2 separate regions of the Homo sapiens genome follow, and region 2 is linked to region 1. Evidence: read pairs that join two places in POLR2A ChIA-PET (ENCODE). Cell type or tissue: OCI-LY7. All regions are shown on one strand.

Region 1 (5,000 bases):
AAAGAATGTTATCTCATTTTATTTTCAATTCTTATTTATAAGATGGATACATTATATATCCATAAAAGTCATTTATATTGCTTTTCCTATGCTGCCCATTACTTCACAAGATCACTAGTCTTTTGCTTAGTGAGTTCTAGAAGCTACTTATTTATTTATTTATTTATTTATTTTGAATTTTTGAGACAAGGTCTCACTCTCTCACCCAGGCTGGAGTGCAGTGACATAATCACAGCTCACCTCAGCCTCCACCCACCAGCTCAATCAATTCTCCCGCCTCAGCCACCTAAGTAGCTAGGACTACAGGTCCATGCCAACACACTTGGCTAATTTTTGTATTTTTATAGAGGCAGGGTTTCACCACGTTGCCCAGGCTTATTTATTTATTTTAAAGGTGAATGCTCTGTCTGTAATAGGAAATGCAAATATTTTTCTGCAAAGAGTATCATTTATCTTTTGAATTAGTATTGCTATGGTTTGAGTTTGTCCCCTCCAAAACTCATGTTGAAATTTAATTGCCGGCCGGGCTTGGTGGCTCATGCCTGTAATCCCAGCACTTTGGGAGGTCGAGACAGGCGGATCTCTTGAGGTCAGAAGTTCGAGACCAGCCTGGTCAACATGGTGAAACGCCGTCTCTACTAAAAACACAAAAATTAGCCACGCGTGGCGGGGGGGGCACCTGTAATCCCAGCTACTCGGGAGGCTGAGGCATGAGAATCGCTTGAACCCGGGAGACAGAAGTTGCTGTGAGCCGAGATTGTGCCACTGCACTCCAGCCTGGGTGACAGAGCGAGACTCAGCCTCAAAAAAAAAAAAAGAAATTTAATTGTCATTGTGACAGGTATTGGGAGGTAGGACCTTTAAAAAGTGTGTAGGTCTTGAGGCCTCCACCCTCATAAATAGACTAATGTGGCTGACATCTAAGGAGTAGATTTATTATTGTGATAGTGGGTTTGCCCCCATCTTGTGCATTCTCTCTCTCTCTCTTTGCCCTTCTGCTATGGATGCTGTCTTCTGTCATGTTATGACACAGCAAGAAGGCACTGACCAGATGCCTTGATTTTGGACTTCCTCGTCTCCAGAACTATGAGTCAGTAAATTTCTGTTCATTCTAAATTACACAGTCTGTGATCTTCTGTTCTAACGGCACAAAACAAAAATATGTATTTTGTTGCCATGCAGAATCTTAAAATTTCTTTTATGTGCTAGATCTTTCCTTACATAGTTAGACCTCCCTACTCTGAGATCATAAACAAAATTCTCCCATGTTTTCATCTGGTACATTTGCAGTGTCATTTTTCTCACTTAAGTATTAGATCTAGAAAGAATCTGATTTAAGATGAATGAATATTAGATAACAAATGAGAAGTTTTTATCATATAATTTACTCAAATTTATGTAGCTTATGTTTCAAAATTAAAGGAAACTCTCAGTTCACAGGAAGGTCAGTTTACTAAGGAAGAGAGATGAATTTTCCATTTCTCCTGAGTGATATGCACTAAACTTTAATGTTTCCTAATAATTTGAAATGAAAGACAATTCAGGCTGAGCATGGTAACTCACGCCTGTAATCCCAGCACTTTGGGAAGCCAAGGCAGGTGGATCACCTGAGGTCAGGAGTTCCAGACTAGCCTGGCCAACATGGTGAAACCCTGTCTGTACTAAAAATACAAAAATTAGCTGGACATGGTGGCAGGTGCCCATAATCCCAGCTACTTGGGAGACTAAGGCAGGAGAATCACCTGAACCCAGGAGGTGGAGGTTGCAGTGAGCCAAGATCACGCCATTGCACTCCAGCCCGGGCGACAAAAGCGAAACTCCATATCAAATAAATAAATAAATAAATAATTCAACTACAAGATAGGGGTTTTGGGGAAAAAAAGTTAAAAGAACTGGAATTATGGCCCAGTGCAGTGGCTCACACCTGTAATCCCAGTGCTTTGGGAGTGTTGATCACTATTTTTATATACATGAAACAAACAACTGTTGTTGTTGTTTTTTTCCTTTTTTTTTTTTTTTATAACTACACCCTCACAGTATTGCAAAAAGGAGGTAGGGCATATTACGTGCCAGTCACTGTGATAAATATTTTGTGTCTTCTCAGTGAAATCTCATAACAGTCTAGTAAGATAGGTATTCTTTCTACCATTGCACAAAAAAGGCTACTAAAGATTAAATGTTTTGATTTACTTAATGTTATATTCAATGGTAAAGATAGATACAAACATTTTTCTGACATAGAAGGCCACTCTCTTAGCCAATACACTGTAGTGCCTTCATTTCATTTAGTGCATAGACCATATCCTTAACTTAGGAATGCAGAATCTTTCATTAAAAAAAAAAAAAAAAATCAGGATTACCAGCAATTTTCTTAAAAAATACAGCAAACATTTCAACTATTCCTCCCACCAAGAAAACTATGAAACAGAAATAAAATAAATTTAGACAAAAGGAGTAGCATGATTTATGCTATGGTTTTAAATAAAACTAAGAGGCATCCCTAGCCCAAGTATGAAATGGCTACAAAAGTATAACTTTAAAATTTTTAAATTAAATCATTGAATAATATGCCAGCATTGCCAAGCCAATTCTTCCTTCATCTATAAATGTTTATATTTTTATTGTTTGATTATTAATGAATTCTCTTGAAGCATTCAGACTGCATGTTTGACTCGCCATTAGACACTGGACACGTTCAAGGTAAAAATCTTACCTACTCCTTTTTCTAAATCTAGCAGTTTTTGATACTATTAATAATTTTAAAATAGTACTGGGCCAGACACAGAGGCTCATGCCTATAATCCCAACACTTTGGGAGGCCAAGGCGGGAGGATAGCTGAAGGCCAGGACTTCAAGACCAGCCTAGGCAACACCTTGGGACCCTGTCTTTCCAAAAAGTTGAAAATTAGGCAAGTGTGGTAGTGCACACCTGTAGTTCTACCTAGAGAGGCCAAGGCCGGAAGATCACTTGAGTCCAGGAGTTTGAGGTTGCAGTGAACTATAATCACATCACTGCACTCCAGCCTGGGTGACAGAGCGTGACCCTTTCAAAAAAAAAAAAAAAATTGTGAAGTACTTTACCAATTACAAAGGACTTTCACACACACCATCTCAGTAATGGGTGCTCAAAGCTTGAAGTTATTTTTTATTTCACGTGAATTTCCTCAGACATAATCAAATATATGCTGCATTGCCAAATATGAACAGCATCCTTCACTAACTCAAACAATCAAAAGTGAATTTATATTTGGACTGGTTTTTTTTTTTTTTTTTTTTTTTTTGAGAGACAGAGTCTCACTCTATTGCCCAGACTGTAGTACAGTGGTGTCATAATCGCTCACTGCAGCCTTGAACTCCGGGGCTCATGCAATCCATCTGCCTTGGCCTCTTAAAATATCGGGATTACAGGCGTCAGCCACTGTGCCCAGCTGGAATAATTCTTAAAACGTATAGGAAATAATATCTTTAAAGTTTTTGTTACAAATAAATAGTAGACATAGTCCACATGATATTTATTCACCCTGCTCTGCCTTTTAAAAGCATTCACTCATGTCTGAATTCTTCTAGTACCGTATTTACAGCTCATGAAAATAACACACTACTTTGTGAGATTTCTTGCACAGATACTTAAGTTTTTATGCCTGTTGTAGTTCCCCAATGGATTATAATCTAGCAATATATATGTTATATCCTGTGTTGTCTAAAGCACCTAACATGGTATTATATACCTCGCAGCCACCTCAATAAATGTTTTATGAGCCATCATAAATATTCAAAAGTACTAGTGAAACTGCCATTAAATGCCTCTAAGGCATACAATCACAGATTACTAATCCTGAATATAACATATTGGATGGAAAATATGCTTCCTCATAAACAGTTTGTATTTGCAGATTAAACGTATTAAATATTCTAAAGAAAATATTCTCAGCAGGCAGATTGCTTGAGCCCAGGAGTTCGAGACCAGCTGGCCAACGTGGTGAAATCCCACCTCTATAAAAAATACAAAAATCAGCCAGGCGTGGTGATGCACACCTGTAGTTCAGGCTACTGGGGCAAGGACTGATGCAGGAGAATTGCTAGAGCCCTGGATGTCAAGACAGTAGTGAGACGAGATCACGCTATTGCACTCACTCCAGCCTGGGTAACAGAGAGAGGCCCTGTCTCAAAAAAACAAAGAAAGAAAAGAACAGAACAGAACAGAAAAGACTCTTGAATTAGATGATTTCTCTTACCTGATCAAAAAGAAGCCTAAGTTGCCTTTCAGATTCACCAACCCACTTGCTCAAACAATCTGCTCCTTTTCGCATAAAAAAAGCCACTTTTTTGTCTCCTTGGCTGCATTCATTAGCTAATGCTCTGGCAACCAAGGTTTTACCTGTGCCAGGAGGGCCATAAAACAAACAGCCCCTAGAAGAATAAAAAAATCAAGAAGTGTAAATTATATTATCATCACTGCTGATAACCAATTTTAAAAAATGTCCCCCCCTTCCATATAATTTTGTATTGAAGTATAATTATTAGACATTGATAAAGCTTTTTCCAGGATATAGACAAAAGTTTTACTTTGCTAAGTCCTTAAATCACCAAGCTTTGGCAGACAAGAAATAAAGTACAGAGTAATTTGGCAAGATATATAGAAATTTTAAATGTGTTTCCCAATGACCCAGAAATTTCACATCTTTAGAATAAATAATGTAGAAATACTCAAAAGGAATGATAGATAGATTCAAATGACTCTTTAATAAGATTTTCCATATCCTTAAAAACGTGAAAAATAAATTAGAACAAAATCTGAATAAAAAGTGCCTCCTTAAAGAAAACAGACATTTATCAGTTTAAATCTAACAGCCTATATGTGTATCTTCTGAATATTCTTTTTTTTTTTTTCTGAGACGGAATCCTCACTGTCACCCAGGCGCAATCTCGGCTCACTACAACCTCCGCTTCCTGGGTTCAACTGATTCTCATGCCTCAGCCTCCCGAGTAGCTGGGATTAC
Region 2 (5,000 bases), 1.4 Mb after region 1:
GGGTGTCCTCCCTCTGCCCCCCAGCTGTGCTGTGCTCAGCCCGCCGCACCCGACATGATTTCATAGCCTTAATCACATCCTCTGCCTTTGTCTCTGCAGACTGGGGAGTCCTAATCTCTTTAGCCTGTCCTCTCTTGGCAGCCTTGCCTTCCCCTTGATCAATTTAGTGCCCTTCTCTGGAGCTTTTCCAACTCGCTTATGTCTTTCTTGAGGTAGGAGAACCAAAATGTACAAAATTCTCTAGGTGGGGATGATGAAAGAAAGCCCATGTCAACAGCTCTCCTCCAATGGGTGTGCCGGCGCGTACCTGCAACAGGAGGAACAATGCAGGTGGAGCCCGGGCCCTAGAAAAGCTCATGGGGCCCCAGGAAGGCCACCAAGGCCAGGACCTGTGGGAATGAATGACTCGCTGAAGGTGGCCCTGGGATGTGGAGAGATGAAAATAAACAGAGGGATTATTTTTGGAAAAAAAAAAAAAGGAGATTCTGAGATTCTACTTAAATGCTCCCCAAGTAAGACCAGCTATGTAAGGTGGCCTTGACAGGGGCCCCTTCCCCATCTGCTCCCTTCCAGAAGCCTTGTCTCTGACAACAACGCTGATGCTGTCCCTGTTGTGCCATTGCTAGGGCTTCCTTTCACCCCTTCCTCTCCAGCGTTCCCAGGGCCAGCAGCATAGGCTTGGCCAATTCTGCCCCGCCACTGCCACCCCCCACAGGCCCTGGGACTTTGCTGGCGCCCCTGCCCCCTCCCCTCTCCCAGCATGTGCTCATGCTCAGGGATGAACGCCATGCTCATGGGTGCCAGAGCCAATTTCTCAAACACGACTCCCATCACGTCATATCCGCCTCCTCACAACCTTCCAGATAACACATTTTTCAGAGAGGATAAAGAGTAAAAGCCCCTCAGGCTGCCTGCAAACTACCTTTCCAATCAAGATTGAGAAGATTTTTCTTCTTTCTTTGAGACAGGGTTTTGCTCTGTCACCCAGCTGGAGTGCAGTGACACAATTATGGCTCACTGCAGCCTCAACCTCCCGGGGTCAAGAGATCCTCCTGCCTTAGCCTCCCAAGTAGCTGCGACCACAGGTGTACCACCATACCCAGCTACTATTTATTATATATATATATAAAAATTTATTTTTTTGAGACAGAGTCTCCCTCTGTAGCCCAGGCTGGAGTGCAGTGGCACAATCTCGGCTCACTGCAACCTCTGCCTGCCCAGGTTCAAGCGATTCTCGTGCCTCAGCCTCCTGGGCAGCTGGGACCACAGGTATGTGCCACCACATTCGGCTTTTTTCTATTTTTAGTAGAGATGGGGTTTTGCCATGTTGGCCAGGCTGGTCTCGAATTCCTGGCCTCAAGTGATCCACCTGCCTCAGCCTCTCAAAGTGGTGGGATTACAGGTGTGAGCCATTGCACCCAGCCCCGTATACATTTTTCAATGAATCCCTAGTCCCCTCAGCCAGGCCTGTGCCTGTGTGCTCATGGCCCCTGCCTTTGGGCCTCCCCACACTCACCCTGCCCTGCATGCCTTCCTTCCTCCACACCCAGCTCAGCTGGGGTCGGGGGTGCCTCTCACTTTCCCCTTGACTTCTCCAAATGTCACCTCCCTTCTAAGGCCCAGGTCAAGCCCCACCTCCTCCATCTTCCCTGGCTTCCCCGGCATCCTTAGGAGTCCCACTGCACTTAAGTCCCCACCATGGGCTAGGCCCTTCCATGCAGCACTCCAGTAGCGGGCGTTGATTTCACCGCTCAGGTCGGGGAGTGGGTGGGTGGAGCTGCAAGGTTCATAACCATAGGCTCTACCTCACAAGCAGTGTGTCGGCCTGTCTTCCTCATGCCTTCCAAAACATGAGGAGACAGAGTGGGCAGCAGCGTGTACTGATGCAGGCTCGCAGGAAGAAAAGCCACCTCTAGGGGTGGGCCAAGGGCTGCAGCCCAGGAGTGGGAGACACGATGTCAGGAAGTTATATGCATAAAAGGTAGGGGCACCATATCACCCAGCCGAGGTCCGGAGGGTTAGCCCAGGAGCGGCTCTGATCTGAAAACAAGCAGGGCTGCTGAGCTCTGTCTTAACTTGGAGAAGAATCAAAGGTCCTATCAGGCTGGAAAGCTAGCCAGTGCTGCAAACCTCCAAGAGCTGCCATAAGCTGTACCTAGCTGACTTTTGCCTGCAGCAGAATGGTTCCCTGACTTCCCCATTTAGGTTACCCCAAGTCATCTGCTCTGAAGTGGGGCAGTTTGCCCTCTTGGACTGGCTCACTCCTGCGGTGTTGGAGGGTCAGCCCTAACACCAGCTTGGGCTCAGCTGAGCTCAGCACCAGCGCCCAGCCCCCTCCTCCTCCTCCCTCCCATTCTGGGTTATTCTTAGCAGGAGGTGACCTCAGAGTGCTCCCTCTGAGCAAAAATAACCCTGGAGGAAGTTGGTGGGTATAAATCGTCAATGAATAAATACGCATCGCTAGTAAATAGGGGATGGAGCCCCACAGGGCCACTCACCCCCCAGGGCCTTGTGGGCAAAGGCAGAAACTCTCCCTTCAGGGCTCCAACCGGAACCACCCATGAAGGACAAAGGCCTCTGCAGGACTGTCTGGGCTGGCAACCAGGCAGGAACCAGCCTCAGACACCCACACTTGTCACCCTGCAACATCCTTAGAGGCTGCCCCTTCCTCCCCACCTCACACCCACACACGGGCTCAGCTCCACGCACCAGCCCCCGCCTCCCTATCATGGGCACTGGCCAGCCCGCAGGCCCTGGCCCAGGTGCCAGCTCCCTTCCTAAGCCCCGCCCTGCCCTGCAGCTGACTTCCTGTTTCCTGTTGCCGGCTCTGACTGCAGCATCCTGGCTCTCTGGCCAGTGCTGCAGACAACTAGGCCGTTGCCGATTTTAAGCAGGCGCACCTCTTTGCCCTCAGCCCCCTGCAGCCTTCGGCACTTACACACAGGCTCCCTGGTATTTGTGTCAATAACTCTCTTCAGTTCCATTTTCTTTGTATGCTTTTTGGACCAGTTCCACACACTTTTTCCAGCAGCCCTGAATTCACATATTAACTGACAGAGAACCCCTGGGTAGGTACCCAGTAGCCAAACTGCACGGATGCAGTGATAAGGAGGAAAGAGCACCATAGGCTTTGCAGTTGGGAGGTGTGAAGTCCAAGTCCTGATCATCTTCTCTGAACCTCAGTCTCTTCTTCTGAATGTGGGGATAATGAAAGCGGTCCCCAACTACCTCACGCAGGTTTGTCAGCATCAAATAAGGTAACCCCTGTAAAACGCCTTTGTAGGCAGTAACATGCTGCATAACCATGAGCCTTTACTGCTGGTCTCTGTCCTCAGTGAGGCAGGCAAACTCAGTGTGGCACAGCTCAGCGACTATGCAATGGCGGTGCATTTTCAAACTGTCAGGGATGAAAGCTCAAGCTTTGGTTCCAGATTTTTAAATTCTCAGTGCACCAAGAAATGATACGGTTGTAAAATATAAAATCACAGCACGTGGATGTGGCAACATTGTCACACACACATAAAAGCTTCTGAATAGTTATACTCAGTTCTGTACCGACAGGTGACAACAAATGCTTCTCAAAGTGAGGTCTGCAGACCACTGCAGTCCCATGTGTGTGATCGGTGGGCTTGGAACTTGTCTTTATCAGTTCATTTTTATTAACTTTGGAGACAGTTGGAGAAGGGAAAGGCCAGTGTGGGTCACAGTGGCTGAACTGGGCTTCATTTTCAGGCTAGGTTCTACCGGGCTGTGGTGCTGGGGCAGGCGGAGAGAAGGCAGGCTGTGGAACTGTGTAAGGGGCGGGCAGGAGGAATGGCTGGCTAGTGTGTTTGGGGAGCAGTGAGAAGGTGAGGTTTCTGTGGCCAAAGGGGTGGCATCAGGCATAGCAGGGAAAGGAGTGGTCAGATGGTGAGGGGCTGGAATTCAGATCTTGTCCCCTAAAAAATGGAGTCCCGGGGGGTTCCTGAAGAAGGACGTGCCGGTGCTACATTTACTGTGATTATGTGTGGCCTCCTCTCTCCAGCACACTTGACTGAAATAGAAGGCATCTTCCTCTGGTGGCTTCCCGCACATGGTCAGTGCTCAGGAAGTGGAAAGTGTTTGTCGTGAAGGGAGCACACTGGCCTGGGCATGCAAGGGGCAGGTGGAGTCTGGTTTGGGTGAGGGCAATGCCAGGGGGCAGAAGGCACCCAGGGACAGATGCCTGTTGAAGGCCAAGACAGACAGTCCTTGGGGGCAAAAGGAGGAGAGAGCCCAGGATTTCTTGGGCTTGGGGGTGGGACCTGGTGAGGGCACTAGTGGGTATATCTGGACCCTCCCTGTCCAGCGCTGGCTGTGGAAGCTCACAGCCTCCAGCCAGGGTTTCATCTCTTACTTCCCAGTCCCCATCCCTGTCACACCTGTCAGGACCTGAGCCAAGCTCCTTCCCCAGGCTTAGCTGGATGACACACTCAGCTGCTTTAAAGCTCCCTGGCAAATCTATTCCCAGGGCCACAGCTGCAACAGGTCCTCAGAAGCCATCTCTCCTGTGCTCCTGCATGGGAGGGGAAGAGGCCAGGACCAGCACCTGCGACCACAAGGGCTGAGCCTTGGCTGCAGCAGGAATCCCCCAACATGGGCTCCCAGGAAGGGCCATGCTGGCTGCTGTCCTCGGGGTCAGTCTTTCTCGGTTCCTCCAATGTGCAAGGAGTTGCTTTCCCAACAGCTGACTTCCCAATCAGCTTCACCTTTACCATGCTCCTCCTCACCCTGGGCCTCTCCTGAGAGGCCAGGCGACGGCAGGTGTAACCTAGGACTTGGGCTAGAACACATCCAGACCACGAGGGGCACGGGATGCGCCCCGCCTCCCAGGGCTGCTGAGAGGCTGATGCTGGGCCCCCACCCCATAGGCCTGCACCCCAGCCTGGTGGACACTGGGCCCTGCAGTGGAACAGGTTTTTTACACAGCCAGCTCTGCATTGTTTTTTTTTTTTTTTTTTTTTGAGACAGAGTCTCGCTCT

Evidence for each region. Peaks named below come from ENCODE experiments on the same cell type or tissue, not always from the same donor. Only the 100,000 strongest peaks of a DNase experiment are listed, where the experiment ranks them.
Region 2: POLR2A ChIA-PET joins it to region 1 with 5 read pairs; 1 of 35 experiments calls an interaction of 5 or more read pairs at or near these places.

Annotation. Positions count from the first base shown.
Region 1 is chr2:23,859,146-23,864,145 of GRCh38, forward strand. ATAD2B (ATPase family AAA domain containing 2B) reads right to left here. Exons shown (of 28, transcript NM_017552.4): 12 at 4,236-4,410. Among named protein-coding and RNA genes, the nearest start is that of ATAD2B, 65 kb to the right of the region's middle. RefSeq lists a silencer at 961-1,161. In OCI-LY7, no CTCF peak of the experiment used is centred here; DNase peaks (open chromatin) are centred at 2,986 and 4,046; H3K4me3 peaks cover 1,397 bases.
Region 2 is chr2:25,292,547-25,297,546 of GRCh38, forward strand. All of the region lies in intron 3 of DNMT3A (DNA methyltransferase 3 alpha), which reads right to left. Among named protein-coding and RNA genes, the nearest start is that of MIR1301, 34 kb to the right of the region's middle. RefSeq lists enhancers at 2,132-2,251, 2,708-3,229, 4,216-4,717 and a silencer at 2,534-2,828. In OCI-LY7, a CTCF peak has its summit at 1,951; DNase peaks (open chromatin) are centred at 2,305 and 2,805; H3K4me3 peaks cover 1,599 bases; H3K27ac peaks cover 2,069 bases.